Regions from separate parts of the Homo sapiens genome. Here region 1 is linked to region 2. A link is a contact called in ENCODE Hi-C or POLR2A ChIA-PET data. All regions are on one chromosome and are shown on one strand. The core of a region is the stretch at or near the end of the contact, and the rest is flanking DNA. Distances in the headings are between cores, read along the strand shown.

Region 1 (2,947 bases), core at 96-2,595, 200 kb after region 2:
TTTAGAGAGCCGAAATCACGCCCTCCTGGGCAGGCGGTTTCACCAACATGTGCCTTGGGAGGGGTGGATTCTGCCAGTCGTGGGTGTGGTGCTGACACCCACATGGTGGCCCCTCCGGTCCCTGATACTCTGACCTACCTCTATGGTCATAAGCTGGACATGAAGACCTATGGTAGTTCCACAGGCCTTTGCTGCAGAGACGGTCCTCACTCAGCTGCAGACAGGACGGTGGCCACCGTGACATGTGGGGTCACGTCCGTGACTTGGCCACCTGGTGCGAGGGACCCACAGCAAAGCAGAACTGCTGGCCGGGGTAGGCCTGCATCGCGTGCGGGGACAGCAGCCACTGGCCTTTACCTTACATCTTGACGTCCAAGCCAGCTCCGGAGTTTGCAGTGAAAACTCCCAGTCCTGCTGGAGACTCCTTAGTTCAGCTTAGCACAGAACCTCGGAAGACAGCAGTTCTATTCCGGGTACTTCCTTCAGAGCTGAGTTACAGTGCAGGGAAGGGAGCAGAGGAGCCATGAGGTCGGCTGCAGCTTCCTGTGAGTCCGAGCCTCAGCCTCCCACTCGAGCTGAGGGGCGTGTCCTGGCCATCTCTCTCCTAGGCTTCTCCCTGTGTTCCCCAGTGCTGTGGTGGTCTTGCAGAGGCTGGCCCTGGCTCATTCCCAGGACTTCCTTGGGCCCCGCACTTGACCCCTGTTGGGTGAATGCCATTAGGGTCCGGCCATCGCTGGCTTCACTCTCCTTTAGCACCTTGTAGATGTCCATGCACACTTCCACCCTCGCGCCCCACACGCGACGCAGCCCTACCCTGGCCAGCAGCTGTGCTTTGCTGCGGGTTCCATGCTGTAGCAGGGACAGGACCCCCACCCCCTGTCCCGTCTGGCCACCGACTTCAGCAGAGGCTCGGCTGCCGTGAGGGATACCAGTCATGGGAAAACTGGCCTCCCTGCAGATTCACAGAGCAAGGTGGTTCTCACAGAGAAGTCAGTGGCTTTTTTCTACGTTAATGCTGTAGCAAACGCCACCTTTTCTTTCACCACCAATTTATATTTCTTAACACCCATGGAGCAAAGTGTGGTGATGTTTGAACTGTAGCCTGGGGCTCTCGCTCCCATGGGACTCCTCGGGGAATTTCTCAGCAGCAGGATCGCCTCTGCGTCCTTGCAGGGGGTGGCGTCTGCTGGGGGCACATCCCATCGTGCAGGGGGAACGGCTGAGGTCACAGGCTTTGCCTGACAAGTGCCACTCACAGCTGCTGTCCACGTGCCAGCCCTGGGACACAGCCCTCTGCCATCCTTCCACCCACTCGGAGGCCAGGGAGGCACCTCCGTGCCACACTGCAGGCAGGCAGGGCCGCGCTTGGGATCTGCCGCCTTCTTGTCAGTGCTGCTTTGACTAATTGCCTGAGGCACGGCCGGAGTGACTTGCTATTTTTAGAAGCTAATTCAGGCTTCAGATGCCATCTAGGTAATGAGGAGAGAGTTCAGGAAAGCTGTATCTAAGCTCCAGCAAAGGCGGCCTCTTCCGTACCAGCTGTCGCTGCGTTTACACTGAGACGAGCACACAGTCGGGGGCGTGGCTCAGGTGTCAGGGCTGCGCTGTTCCACAGCCCCCTGGGGCAGCCTGGCGGGACCAGAACTCAGACACGCCTGGGCACAAATCAGCCTCTTGGGAGAGCTGCTTTGCCCGCAGAATTCTTTTGCCATTAAGCGGTTGATGTCATTCTTTGAATGAGTGACAGTAATTCCCCACCTCAGGGTGGGCTGCGGGGGAGATTCAGTTGGAAAAGTAACCCATGAGGTTTTGTGCCTCTGGGGGTCCTGAGGCCCCACCCGTGCCTGGGATTCTCTAAGACAAAGGAGAAGTCTTAAAGCCTTACAGCGTCTTAAGTCTTAGATCACATTTAGAGAGACCCGGTACAGGTGGAACAGTGCAACCCTCAGAATTCTGCACTGGCCCTTCAAGAAGGCAGTTGTGGGCTCTTTGGACCCTTGACGGGGATCTGTCCTCTGTCCTCCTAAGCACAAAGATGGGAATTCTTCCCATTGCCTGTTTCTCTCCCCATCTCGGCTTCTACACAATGCAAAGTGGCCCGCTAACTAGAGTCCGTGTTCAGTTTTGAATACATCAACCAATTATTTTGGGAAGAAAAGAATCTGCCAAAGAAACTGGAAATACAGTTTGGAATCATTTAATCAAGCCTGCATTTATTAATCAAAGTGCACTTTTAGATTTCATCCGAAGTGCTCAAGTGAACATTTCCCAATGGGTGTTAAACTTGGGTGCACAGACTCTCACGTGGCTCCTAGTCTCAAGTCCACACCCCCACTTCATGCTCTTACTCTTGGCTGAGTCCCATGGAGGCCCATTAGGGAATCCTGCAGGATCAGCCGTTGACCAGGACGGACGGACGGCTGGCTGGGGAATACCATGCTTATGTCATTCAGAGACAAGCATTTCTTGAGCGCCTGCTGTGGGGGCTCGGCCGGGTGCTGCTGATGGTGCACTGGTGTAAGCCCAGCCCACAGTTCCTGTCCTCATGGAATTTGCAGCCTAGTGAGGAAGATCCTCCCAAGTCAAATAACCACAAGGTAACTGCAGGGAGAGACACCGGGATAATTTCTGTGAAGAGAGGACATGGGGTGGCTCCGAGAGCCCCTGACAGAGGGAACTTTGTGGTCCTAGAAACCAGGTGGTGTTTTCCTGAGGAAATGACATTTTCCTCTGGATCAGAGCTGAGGAAGGTGCCTCTGTGTGTCCCGTGGCCGCTGTGACACTGACCACACACCTGGGGCTGGAAAATAATACTCTCTCCCACAGCTCTGGAGCGCAGGAGCCATGGGCTGAGGCCAGAATGTTTGCTCCAGGAGCGTCCCTCGTGGCCCGTTCAGGTGCCCAGAGTTGCGGGCCTTGCACGCCTTGTACGCCTTGTTCCCTGGCG
Region 2 (2,838 bases), core at 99-2,598:
CCGTCAATTATAAGCAGTTGTTGCGATGGATTTATTCCACCTAATACTCGTGCATGTGTGAGCGAGTGGCTGCAGTGATGGCCATTATCACACCACAGTTATTGTGCTGAGTGGCTGCAGTGATGGCCATTATCACACCACAGTGACTGTGCTGTGTGCAGCAGGCACACCCGTGTTTGGGGCGACACATGTTTCTGACCATCACTGATTAAAGTGTCCTTGGTATCTGACCTCAGTTTCACAGCTGAGACCCAGTTCCTATTCGTGCTTCCAGAAAATTGAAGACCAATTTTGGAGATTCTTGAGATTTCCTATCAGAAACTAATTGATGCCATTCTCCTTTCCAGATGGCAGCTTCTGATAGAGCTGGGCATTCGAGAAAATACAATTTAGGAGCATGGAGACTTTATAAGCAGAAAGAATCATGTGGAGACTGTCAGCTGAGATCATTGGGGACACTGTCCTGATGATCCCAAAGTACCTAAGAACGATGGGCTGATGTCTTCTTTTTGAATATTTTGTTCTGATGACTTTTGTATTTTTAAAGCTAAAAAAGTCAAAAATTATCCTTATCTTGCCAAGTTTCTGAGGCTCAGCGACAAGGCCACACAGAGGTAAAACTGGGCCTCCCAACTCCTGATCCTACTTTGTAGAAACACTGCAGAGCTCTACGCTGGGAGGACCTCTAGAGCCTAACAGAGCAATGTATAACCAGAAAGCTGCAGTCCAGAGAGGATAAGGACTGGCCACAATTATGCGAGAGGTTCTAATAATACTTAAAGTAAAAATCCAGTTCCCCAAATTCCAAACTGGTGTTCTTCTCTTCCATGGTATTAGCATGAAAACATTAGTTTTCAGTAGCAATATTCATGCCCAACGAGATGATTGGTCCTTATTCACACAGGCCCTCCTCTTGGCTTTCGGGGAAAGAAAGATCTTTTGGAAGATGAGTCATTCAAAGCCCTAAGTATTAAGTGCAAAGGACACAAACACTCTAGACTCCAGTTGAAAAGAACTTTAAAATTACTAAACGTCCATGTGAATTCAGTGCGCTTTCAAGAAGAGCTGACGAGTCCTGGGTTCCAGCACCCTCTAGCCCCTTAGCTGCTGGTAGATCTCAGGTGCTGAACTCAGGTTCCTCATCTGTAGATGGGAACTCGTGACTCAACAAGGTATGTAATCGAACTCTGAGACAGAAATGCAGGAGTTCCCACTTCCAACGAAGGATCAACAAGAGAGCTCCTCAGCCCTGACCACAAATCCACCCGAACTCCCAGAAGATTCAGAAACAGCCATAGCGAGGGCTTGCTCTGGGCAAAACCAAGATAAATAGGCTCTCTGAGCTAATGCATCCTGTTCATCAGGAAGTGCCGTGGCTGGCAGGAAGCCCAGTTTGCAAGGGCCCAACTGGCCCAGAACTGTGAGACGGGAGCCAAGGAGACAGAGATCTTGCCCTGGCTCTGCCTCTGATGACCTGGGTGAGGGAGCCACTGGTTCTCTGAGCCTCAGTTTCCTTGCTGTGCACTGAAGTGTCTGCTGAACTCTAAGGGGGTGCGTGTTCTTCGTTTGGAGCAGAACCTCATGCTGCATACATCGATGTTTCTGTCTCAAGGAGCTATGGAGTCACAAAGGCAGGGGACAGCTGAGGGAGGCCTCCCAGGCCTACACATGGTATTGACTGCCTCTGAGCCACTGAAACGAACCTGTTCATTTTACAGCCTGTGGGTACTGCAAAGCCTAAGATTTGTAGTCACGCGAAGTTTCTGATCAGGGTGTCCTCCAGAGTAGAGTGCCCACGACAATTAAATGGACGTTTTGTTTCTTGTATTTTAGGGAACAAAGTGTCAACCAGCTTCCTCGTTTTATCCTCGGTGGAAAAGTCACCTTGGAGCCAGCAGGGTTGTTGCTGCACCTTAGAAATACAACCGCGGGACAACAGCCACAATTACCTAGAAAAGTGGAATGAAATTGCTCTTGAGCAAGTAAAGGGAAAGCAACATGTCCTTTGATGGCTGCTAGAAAGGAGAGGAGAGCAGAGTTAGGTGGATGAAACAGGCTGTGATGGAACCCGCCTGTGCCCATCAGAACAGGTGCCAGCAGGAGCAACTTGGCAGACCCCTGAGCTTGCAGGCTTGGTGGAAGCAGAGTAGCTTCCCTCGGACATGTGTGCCCAGGACCTGGGGGCCATGGTGTACCGCAGGCTGCAGGATCGAGCCTCCACTCGACACCGCCTGTCCATCCTAGGGCACAAATTCTCTCCTGGCTTGTGGTACATAAGCCCACAGGACCTCAGAAGAGTCGTTGCAAAGATGGGGAAGGTGCCATGGTTTATTTTATGTATTGTCTTGACCAGGCTAAGGGGTATACAGGTAGCTGGTAAAGGATGATTTCTTGGGAGGGCGGTGAGGGCATTTCTGGAAGAGGTGAGCATGTGAACCAGTGGACTGAGTGAAAAGGCTCCACCCTCACCCATGTGGGCAACATCAACCTGTCCCCCGAGGGCTTGAATAGACCAGAAAGTGAAGGGAGGGCAGATTTCCTCTGTTTCAGCTGAGACATCCTCTCCTGCCCTGGGACATCTGAGTTCCTGGTTCTCAGGCCTCAGATGCAGACTGGGACTGACATCATCAGCTCTCCCAGGTCTCCAGCGTGCAGGAGGGAACATGTGGGTCTTCCCAGCCTCCACAATCGCATAAGCCAATTCCTCTTAATAAACCTCTTCTATAAATTCCTGTCTGTCTGTCTGTCCATCTATCTATTTATCCCTGTCCGTTATGTATCTATCGGTCTGTCATCTATCTGTCTATCTGTTGTCTATCTGTTGTTTGTCTCTCCATC

Evidence for each region. Hi-C counts contacts between places; a loop is a spot of excess contacts on that map. ChIA-PET counts read pairs that join two places held with the same protein, here RNA polymerase II (POLR2A). Pooled maps may share reads with other maps.
Region 1: a map of chondrocyte shows a loop between it and region 2 (3-fold over the local background). The contact joins two enhancer-like sites. A Hi-C loop is called at or near these places in 2 of 168 maps with a recorded cell type or tissue (chondrocyte and heart left ventricle) and 10 of 50 pooled maps. POLR2A ChIA-PET finds 5 or more read pairs at or near these places in 1 of 52 experiments (common myeloid progenitor, CD34-positive).

Annotation. Positions count from the first base shown.
Region 1 is chr10:3,125,691-3,128,637 of GRCh38, forward strand. The region is part of intron 16 of PFKP (phosphofructokinase, platelet); the gene reads left to right. Among named protein-coding and RNA genes, the nearest start is that of SNORD142, 6.9 kb to the right of the region's middle. Within about 2 kb of position 1,346, at least 8 of the 41 ENCODE cell types and tissues checked have a DNase peak (open chromatin) inside an H3K27ac peak, as active enhancers do.
Region 2 is chr10:2,924,508-2,927,345 of GRCh38, forward strand. No RefSeq gene overlaps it. Among named protein-coding and RNA genes, the nearest start is that of PFKP-DT, 140 kb to the right of the region's middle. Within about 2 kb of position 1,349, at least 2 of the 41 ENCODE cell types and tissues checked have a DNase peak (open chromatin) inside an H3K27ac peak, as active enhancers do.